Regions from separate parts of the Homo sapiens genome. Here region 2 is linked to region 1. The links are chromatin contacts, found by Hi-C or POLR2A ChIA-PET in ENCODE. All regions are on one chromosome and are shown on one strand. Each heading gives the region's core, a stretch centred on a gene start or an enhancer-like site at or near the end of the contact. The rest is flanking DNA. Distances are from core to core; before and after follow the strand shown. Region 1 overlaps OSBPL6 (oxysterol binding protein like 6). Region 2 holds the start of CHROMR (cholesterol induced regulator of metabolism RNA).

What was found. A loop is a pair of places that touch in the nucleus more often than their neighbours do. ChIA-PET counts read pairs that join two places held with the same protein, here RNA polymerase II (POLR2A). Pooled maps may share reads with other maps.
Region 2: POLR2A ChIA-PET joins it to region 1 with 13 read pairs in MCF 10A. The contact joins the promoter of CHROMR here to the enhancer-like site in region 1. A Hi-C loop is called at or near these places in 1 of 168 maps with a recorded cell type or tissue (endothelial cell of hepatic sinusoid) and 2 of 50 pooled maps. POLR2A ChIA-PET finds 5 or more read pairs at or near these places in 3 of 52 experiments (K562, MCF 10A and activated CD4-positive, alpha-beta T cell).

The regions. Positions count from the first base shown.
Region 1 is chr2:178,360,490-178,365,842 of GRCh38, forward strand. It overlaps OSBPL6 (oxysterol binding protein like 6), which reads left to right. Exons shown (of 25, transcript NM_032523.4): 13 at 1,193-1,326. Among named protein-coding and RNA genes, the nearest start is that of CHROMR, 50 kb to the right of the region's middle. RefSeq lists a silencer at 3,009-3,167. Within about 2 kb of position 2,967, at least 2 of the 41 ENCODE cell types and tissues checked have a DNase peak (open chromatin) inside an H3K27ac peak, as active enhancers do.
Region 2 is chr2:178,411,107-178,415,992 of GRCh38, forward strand. It overlaps CHROMR (cholesterol induced regulator of metabolism RNA), which reads left to right and starts at 2,553. Exons shown (of 5, transcript NR_110204.1): 1 at 2,553-3,007. RefSeq lists enhancers at 2,317-2,892, 2,722-2,921, 3,423-3,682, 3,470-4,044.

The sequences.
Region 1 (5,353 bases), core at 1,717-4,216:
ATAAATTTTTTAAAGCTAACCATTTTACTACTTATATGTATCTTATAACATCATACTATATACCTTAAATACATACACAATAAAAAAAATTTTTAAGCCTCCATTGAAACTACATATTTTCAACAGACACACAAATTCTCTATGCTAGGCAAAGAAACAAAAGAACTTTTCTATGACTATTGCATGAACTTTTTTGGAAGCGTTATTTTAAAATGGATGAAGAGCTTGCTTTTAGAGCTACCAGCAGGATTAATGTAATCCAGCTATCAAGTTATTACCTTTAAATTGATGATGACAGAATGTAGCACATAAATCAATAGATCGTGAATCCCTTGTGATCCTGCCATTTTCCCCCTGTAATTCAGCCACTCTATTTTATGCTAAAAATTTCCACTTTTATAAATACCTTTCTCAAATAAGGAAATACCTATTTTAGAATACTTTGCATATTATAGAAACTCTGTTATTATAAAAATAGATGTTGGAAAGTCACCCTTTCTGTAGTTCACGATTGAAGACTGCCTCAGATTTTACCAATGCTAATTTGTTAGGTATGTAGGAAATGGGGAGGGGGTGTTGTTTTTATTGTTGCTTTTAAATCAAAGCACTTTAACAACAAGATATTCCTGTCTGAGAAAGCAACGCAAGTGCTGTTCTTAAAGGCATATCATTTCCTACCTCCAAGAGAACCAGTCAAAACTTCTTGATCAGCCACCTGTTTTATGTTGGCAGAATGCATAAAATGCTCTTTTTGGGTGCATGCTTTTGGAGAATATTTTTGGATAGTTCTAAATTATTTATGTGAGACTTTATGCTACACAGAACTGCTCAAATATGATAATCAAATATGGCAAGTAAACTTGTTCCCTATTCTTTCTAGGGATTATAAGTTAATTTCTAAATATTGATACTTTGCATTGATCTTGATATTTTACATGCTACTTCCAGATTTTTGTTGGCCTGTCTGGTATAAAAAACAAATTTTTCACTCTGATCAATTGCCATTGTAATATTTGTGTGGAGTATAGATATCCTGATAAAGATTCCTTTTGAAGGCTGATTTTTAATTAGACTATTACATAGCCTTTCCAAAAAATGCCTATTTGTGAGTGAAAGTCTGGAGAAATTTATAATGTTGTGTATTCTTTCTGCACATATCTGACAGTTTTTTCTCACTTTTCTCCCCACCCAGTGCATTCTCTTTTGAAGTCTGCATTTAATAGCATAGCTATAGAGAAGGAGAAGCTGAAGCAGATGGTTTCCGAGCAGGATCACAGTAAAGGCCACAGCACGCAGATGGCACGGCTCCGACAGTCACTGTCTCAGGTAGGCAAAGAGTGTGTGTTTGCATGTACATGACACACTCCCAACCCTGTAAGATGAAAGATCAAAAGATGGGGGGCTGGCAGGGAGGTGGCTAGTCATGGGGATAGTACAGTTTGCAGAATTTCCCCCAAAAGACTGCAGTGTCAGTATTAGATTTTACTACTTTTCTTCCCCAAAATTTCAAGGTAAGAGTGAAAATAAACCAAACTTGCTTGTAAGCGTATAATGGTAATTTTGGCCAATTGAACACTTAATGCTTCTCTAAGGTCATTTATAAGGTAGCCCCTCATTTTAAAAAAAGAATTATGCATTTATTTGACCTATACATCTGAAATGTGTTCCAGGATATATTCAGTCCAATAGTGAATATTTTTTAAAAATGTACTAGATCTTCCACACTTAATATTTTTCCCACTTACATCTTAATCTGTTTAAAATTACTGATTACTATCACTCATTTTTTTCTTTTCTGATTTGCACTCTTGAGGTTTTCTTCCTAAGTTATGCTCCCTGAACTAGACTTTTATATTTCAATATATATTATAGAGTTGATCTTATTAATACTAATCAAATCCCTATGTATCTATATCAAAGTTGAAATTTCTGATAAAAATCCTTTAGAGCTGTGCTTATGCTTTTTTCAACTGAGTAGTTCCTTAGAAGTAAGTATTTTCTTTAGTCTATAAATGCACTGACTTAACTCCTTTAAGAATTCAATGTCGTTATGTGATTTTGTGAGAACTCGGTGTCTATATAAAATATTATTCACTTCCTGGTGCCTTGGATCAGAGTGAAGGAGCAAGCAAATCCTGGGTAAGTGGTTCTCCGCGTGGAGCAGATCCTGCTTGAACAGTTTCCCTCGGTCCCTAAAAAGTAGACTTACACCGTGTCACCGTGTTTTACGTCCCTGAACTGTCGGCGTATTTTCAGTGTTAAGTTTCATGTCATGGATGTTGTTATATGGGCCACACTTTCTGCATTATCCATAAAACACTGTCAGCTGAGGGGCATATGCTGCTTCCAGTATAAAGCCAGGGGTCTCAGGAGCATGAGCGTGAAAATCCGCTACGATTCTGCCAGTCTTCAGAGGGCTTTATTTAGAAGAACATTTTAATGGCTTTCCCTGGACCCTTCTCATGTCATGGATCGGTCGAACACTCAGTTGACGTTAATTGGTCTTCCAAATCATTATTCTGAAAGTATCGTGAATCAGAAAGATCAAAATATTGGTCAAGTAAACATTCAAATGTCATCTTGTAAACATATAAAATACATTCTTGTCCCCCTAAGTGTTGCAATGATTCCTTCAGATGTATTTAATGATGGAGGCTTAGAGTTAGAAGTCAAGCTTTACTAAGAAAAACAAGAAAATGCATTTGTTTCTTGCTTGCCTGCTTGCTTGCTTTTATTTGCTTGTAGGTGAAACAGAGAATGGTAAATAAAGATCTCGGGTCGGGCTTCAGGTGAGATTAGAAATAATTATGAAGAGAAATTTTACAACAGTTATTCATTTGTTCATTCCCTTATTCATTGTATTCCATTCGGGTGACTATATGCTAGGTATTGTGCAAGGTACAGAACACCAAGGTTAAAGTAGCCCTGGCCATGTTCCCAGCAAGCTCGTGATCTGATTCATGAGATGAGCAGGAAACAGTGAAATGGAGCACACCGTAGTACATTCAGAGCAGTACATGGTGGTGCACATTTCCCGGGCTCTGGTTGCTCAGAGGAATGGCAGATCCCTGAGTTGAGAGCAGAGCCACAGATCAGGCTTCTTGGAGGAATCAGACCTTGAACCTGGCCTGAGTAGACAGCAGCCGCTCACAAGGAAGGGTCTGATGCTAACATGATAAAAGTAAAATAAAGCAAAATTTGATCAACTGTGCTTCCTTGGGGTTAACATATTTCCCTCTCTTGTCAACACATATTTATTTGCATCTAAAGTTAGAGCCTCAATAGATTTTTGTTGGATTTTTTATTTTTATTTTTACAAAAAAATCTCAATTTTAGCCTTAAAAGATGTGAAAATAATTTGGAACTATTAAGTTTCAAATAGACCGTTACAGCCTATCCAGTAGATAATTCAGTGCTTGCAGCTGTGTGTCATCCCAGCATTTTGGTGATGTTCACATCCCCGTGTGTGTCCATGCCTTCCCCTCGGCGTAGTCGCACCCCCACTGGCCATCTATTCCCGTCACCTCTAAGTGTGGACTCCCTTTTGGAAACCACAGCAGCCTTTGCTTAAGGTATTTAAGTTTACTGACAGTTCTTTCCTTTCTAACAAATTGTTATTCATGGTTAGGCCGTTGGAGAGGTGTCTGGAGAATGGCAGGTAGTTCATAGTGGAAGAAGTAGGAGATGAAGAAGGAAGAATTACTCTTAAGAGTAGCTGATTAAGTAGGCAAGAACCAGCTCATCAGGGACTCCACAGAGGGTTTTGGATTTATCCTATCAGTTAACAATTTTAACTGGTAAATGATAATGCCAGAAATTAGAACTATTACAGCATATTTCTGCATATTAGAAAGATTACTCTGGTACAGTATGGAGGGTAGGTGGAATTGGGAGGCAAGGCTAGTTGGACAGATTCTTATGGTATTTGAGATAATTTGAGAATAGCTTGTACATTTGAGATATTTCTAAACTGAGGAAGTGCCATGCCAGCATTGGTGGAAGGAGGGAATACATTTCAAAGACACCCAGGAGGGAGAATCAGCATGGCTTGGAGATCAGCGGAATGTTAGAGAGGGACAAGGACACAGAGTCGAGACAGTCCAGGGTTTTTGCTTGGATAACTGGGTATGTGAAAGTTATTGTCCCCAAGGTGGGACTACAAGAGGAGCTGGTTTGCTTTAGGTATTTGATGATGGATTTCTGTGGAGATTGAGGTGTCTGTGGGGCATTTTACAGGCAATTAGATATTTATGTCTAGAGCTCAGAAGACAGGTCTAGGCTAGAGAGGAAGATGGATGCCCCTGCATATCAGGGCAGTTATAGATGTTGACGAGTTGCAATGCAGTCAGAATAAAATGGTCAGTGGTGCTCCTGCTGCTGTAGAGAACATTAACATTTAAACGACAGGCTGGCCGGGCGCGGTGGCTCAAAATAATCCCAGCACTTTGGGAGGCCGAGGTGGGTGGATCATGAGGTCAGGAGTTCGAGACCAGCCTGGCCAACAGGCGAAACCCCATCTCTACTGAAAATACAAAAATTAGCTGGGCGTGGTGGCGGGCGCCTATAATCCCAGCTGTTTGGGAGGTTGAGGCAGGAGAATCACTTGAACCCAGGAGGTGGAGGTTGCAATGAGCTGAGATCATGCCATTGCACTCCAGCCTGAGCAATGAGAGTGAAACTCCATCTCAAAAATAAATAAATAAAAAACTTATTTAAGTAGTCTAAAACTTTTAAAGCCTATGTTTTATTTGACATAAGTCCTATTTGATGTATGTCTAATGATTAAAGTGCTGCATTTCAACAAGGCTTTAAATATATCAGACTCAGCAAATTTTATCGTCTTTTCGAAGGCACATAGCAGATAAAATACTTGAAATTAGCATTTTTACAACATGCTTAGCATAAATTGTTACCTGCCTTGAGCAAACAAAAATTTGCAAGGCTGGACAGTCTAATGAATTGCTCTTCTAAAGTAATGTTACTTCAACCAGCCTGGTCAACATGGTGAAACCCCTTCTCTACTAAAAATACAAAAAATTAGCTGGGCGTGGTGGCAGGTGCCTGTAATCCCAGCTACTTGGGAGGCTGAGGCAGGAGAATTGCTTGAACCTGGGAGGCAGAGGTTGCAGTGAGCCAAGATCGCACCATTGCACTCCAGCCTGGATGACAGAGCGAGACTCTGTCTTAAAAAAATAAAAATAAATAAAGTAATATTATTTCCCAATCTATATGTACACAAAAACATATATAATTCTATTATTTAACCCCCATGAAACTTAAACTTTCACACTTGAGAGGGAGCCTGGATGTTGGACCCAAGCCTATAGACAGGACATTTTATGTGGCATCTATC
Region 2 (4,886 bases), core at 1,303-3,802, 50 kb after region 1:
TTATTCAGCCTTAAAAATGAAATAAATTCTGATGCATATACAACATGGATGAACCTTGAGGATATTATACTAAATGAAATAAGTCAGGTACAAAAAGACAAATAGTGTATGATTCCACTTATATGAGGTACCCAAAGTAGTTAAATTCATAGAAATAGAAAGTATAATAGAAAAGTGGTTTCCAGGAGATGGGAGGAGTAGAAAATGGGACATTAGTATTTAAAAGGTACATACACAGTTGCAATTTTGCAAGAGAAAGAGTTCTGGAGATTGGGTGCACAACAAAGTGAATGTACTTGACACTACTGAACTGTGCACCTAAAAATAGGATGGTATTTTTTTTTTTTTTTTTCGAGATGGAGTCTCACTCTGTCGCCCAGGCTGGAGTGCAACGGAGTAATATCAGCTCACTGCAACCTCCGCCTCCCGGGTTCTAGCCATTCTCCTGCCTCAGCCTCCTGAGTAGCTGGGACTATAGGTGAGCACCACCATGCCCAGCTAATTTTTGTATTTTTAGTAGAGATGGGGTTTCACCATGTTGGTCAGGCTGGTCTCGAACTCCTGACCTCATGATCTGCCCCCACCTTGGCCTCCTAAATTGCTGGGATTACAGGCATGAGCCACCATGCCCAGCCTAGGATGGTAAATTTTATGTTATGTGTACTTTACCACAAGTAAAATTTTTAAATAAAAAAATGACATCTATATCCATGTTGTACCATTGTTAATTTCCTTGTTTTGATATTGCACTATATTTATGTAAGATGTAACCACTGAAGGACTTGGTGAAAGGTACAGGGACATCTCCATACTACCTTTGCAACTTCCCGTGAATCTTTAATTAGTTTAGAGCAAAAAGTGTTAATTTCATGTTTGTGTTAAAAAAAAAAAAAAGGAAGTTATAGACTGCCAATCTCTTGGACCAGGATAATAGAACTTTATGAACACAGAGATTAAAGCCTATTTAACCACAGTTTGCCCATGATGGTAACTTTGATCAGAAAGAATCTCACAAGCTGGGACCCAACAGGACCAAGTAATCCATGTCATGATTATTACACGTTATCAGCCTTCCAGGGAAGTGGAATTTACAAGCTTTCCCTTTGGCATGGGGCCCAGGTGATGGCCTCCTATTGAGCAGAGTCCCCAGCAATAATTACCCTGCATGTCAAAGGCCTCATTTCCCCAAAACAGTAAACCATAAAATGTAGCCCATATTCTCTCCATGTATATCACTCAATATCACACCGTAGAGGCATATAACTGATAATATTGCCTCTGGCCCATGCCAAATTGCAAGTGGTAGATTTTTTTTTTCCTTCCGAATTAAGAAACACAAGATTTACCCCTTTTCTTGGAAAAGTGTTAAGAGTCTAGCACCCCCAATAACTAGGGTCTACAAATGTCTAAAAGTTATTAATCTTGGTCTGTCTTAACTACCAATTCTCTTAATTTGGGTAACCTCAATTTTGTTGTTGTTTTTTTTTTTTTGAGACAGAGTCTCGCGCTGTCGCCCAGGCTGGAGTGCAGTGGCGCCATCTGGGCTCACTGCAATCCCCGCCTCCCGGGTTCAAGCAATTCTCCTGCCTCAGCCTCCCTAGTAGCTGGGATTACATGTGTGCACCATCACACCCAGCTAGTTTTTGTATTTTTATTAGAGACGGGGTTTCATCATGTTGGCCAGGCTGGTCTCGAACTCCTAACCTCAGGTGATCCACCTGCCTCTGCTTCCCAAAGTGCTGAGATTACAGGCGTGAGACACTGCACCTGGCCTGGGTGACCTCAAATTTTTAAATGAAGGGATTGGAGGTAACATCTAGGATTTTATCTAGTTCTGTCTTCTATGATTCAAACCCCAAATTCTCCACTGCAATGACTGCTTCTGGAATAAATATTCCTGGTTGCCTGTCTCTGAAAAAAAGCTCTCACATAAGGCTAATGAGAGGCGAAACTAAGGCAGGATCTCTCCTTTCAAGACCACATAGTCAGGGTTGTTTAATAAGCACACAAAGTAGAGACATATTTACCCATTCACCATGAAAAAACACCCCTATAAAAGGCCCAATACCTGGGCTTAATAGCTTCATTTCTTGTGTGATCTTGCAGTGTACATCAAAAAATTAACAAATAACATCCAGTGACATGATCTTGGCTCACTACAACCTCCGCCTCCCGGGTTCAAGCGATTCTCCTGTCTCAGCCTCCCTAGTAGCTGGGATTACAGGCATGCACCACCACACCCGGCTAATTTTGTATTTTTAGTGGAGATGGGGTTTCTTTCTCCATATTGGTCAGGATGGTCTCTCTCGAACTACCGACCTCAGGTGATCAGCCCGCCTTACGCCTCCCAAAGTGCTGGGATTACAGGCGTGAGCCACCGCCCCTGGCTCCCCCACCGGCAATTTCTAAAATGTATCGGTCTCCTCCCAAGCCCTTGTTCCTTCATCCCCCACCCGGGGCAGATTCAGACAAGCATTTATTTTAGTTCCTAAGCCGCGCGGTGCTCCCAGCTTCCGCGCCTCTGGGCGGCCCACACCCCTCCCCATCCTCTCCTCCGCGCCGCCGTCTTCGTTGCTCTTGGGTGGCCGCGGCGCCCGCTCCCTCTGAATTCGCCGGGCAGGGATACAGCCGCCCGGGGCCTCTTGCTCGTGCTTGGTTTTCCGGACCTTGCTTCCTAAAGGGTCTTTAGGGGTTCCCGGACTCCTCCGCCTGGGAGCCTCTATCCGCCTGGGAGCCTCTATGCGCCCCGCAAAGCCCCCGGCAGAGCCGAGGGGAGGCTTCATTGGCGACCTGGTGGGGCCTCGCGGCCCTGCTCCCTGACGTCAGCGCCGCCGCGGTGATTTAACAGCTTTTGTTTTGGGCAGAAGAACCTATGGGCACAAAAAGCAGGAACGAGTAGCGGTGGCTGAAGAACGAGCAGGAGCTTGAATTTCAGTTTTCTTATGAGGAATTTTCCAGAAAAGATATCTTCACTGTGAAATAACTAAATAAATGCCCACTCAGTACAGTAAGTATTGATATCGTCCTATAGCATTTGGCTAGAAAGTGGTGTCAATAGGGTTTTTCCTTCAGACTTTGCAATACTGTTCAGAAGGGCCAATGCCAATCCTTCTGTGAGGAAGTTTTTTTCTTCCTAAATATGTTAATTGCCTCAACTTGGACTAACGGTCACACTTGTGAATATGAGTGTAAGAAACAGTTTATTTCTCACATGTATGAAAAGGAAATTTTCTTTCATCTATCTCAGGCCCCTATTCAGCGTAAAATCAAGATTATTTAACTTGCAAGATTAAACAACGACCTTATTTCAAATGAAATAAAATTCAGTCTGATCAGAAACCCCTTGGAGCAGTTTATATTAACCTAATTATCTTTTTACTGCAGTAAGTTAATTGAGGATTATGGAATGCATCTAAAAAGCAGTTATATTTACAGGTCCCAAAATTAAATGCTAAGGAAAAGCATTTCTGCAAACCCAGGTAGTACGGACAAACCGAAGGGAGTTTTATTCTGTCAAGTTTTACTCTAAATTCAATCGTTGATCAGCTAGATCTCGGCTTGGTTATTCTTGGAGGAGCTGCCTTGCAAATGATTCCACTCTGAGCTCGCCGGCCACAGTAGCGTGAAATGGATGGCAGTCAGTTTCCTCTTCCTAAGACTGGGTGTGGTTTCTCTGGGCAGACTACACAGTGGCGACTCTGGCGGGATTTGAGGAGCCTGGAGAGGCCCACCACGTGTGTGTCTCCCCCTAGTGACCAACGGGCTGAAGTTCCTGTGGTTAAAGGCAATTGCTGATTTTGTCATTAGCAGGAAGGTGAAGCTCAACGACCTCCTGCGTGTACAGCACCATTCTAGAAGCTGGATGTGTTTAAAGATATGATGCAATATGTACCCAGAAGGCATAAGACTAGATCACTAGGGTACAAATTAAAATATCAAGTTGCATACGCTGAGTATGGGATTAGGTCAGCGGAACACGCTTTGGAAAACACTGCTTTAACGACCTCATTCTGAGTCCCTGTAATGCTTAAGATTATAGCACAGTTTAGGCACCTTATATACATTATGATGGAATGCTTTCCTAGAGTGATATTCTGTGGTGGAAAGAGCAAATCAAAGGTCTTTGTGTTCTCTGTGACCGTGGAAGAAATTGCCATTAAGTAGTAATATAAATAGGGGTTTTAAAAAACGTGGGAAAAGTCTGAAGAAGCATTTGCAGAAACTCCTTACAAAGTCAGTGACAGCTAGGCCAGGCCAAGGTGGGCGGATCACTTAAGGCCAGGAGTTTGAGACCAGCCTGGCCAACATGGCAAAACCCTGTCTCTACTAAAAATACAAAAATTAGCTGAGCGTGGGTGGCTGAGATGGGAGAATTGCTTGAACCCAGGAGGCAGAGGTTGCAGTGAGCTGAGATCGCACCACTGCACTCCAGTCTAGGCAACAGTGCAAGACTCTGTCTCCAAGAAAAAAAGGAAAAAAAGACATGTACTGTAAATGTAAAATATAAAATATAGGCTGGATTTCAGAGACATAGTATGTAAAAAAGAATGTAAAATATCTTAATAATTTTTATATTTATTACATGTTAAAATGATAATGTTTTTGACATATTAGGTTAAATAGAATATAATTCAATCAGTTTCTTTTCTCAAAGAGTGTGGCTACTAGAAATGTTTAAATTATGTATATGGTTTGCATTATATTTTTTCAGACAGTGCCGATGTAATAGTAACAAAAAGTCTCAGCCTCATTTAAGATAAAAGGCCATCATCAGACAATGCAGGACAGATTGTAACAATAGGAAGTACTACAGAGATTCAGAGAATGCCATAAATAACCTTGGAATCCTGTGCTTGGGTAAAACATTTGCTTTTTACTTAGCTGAT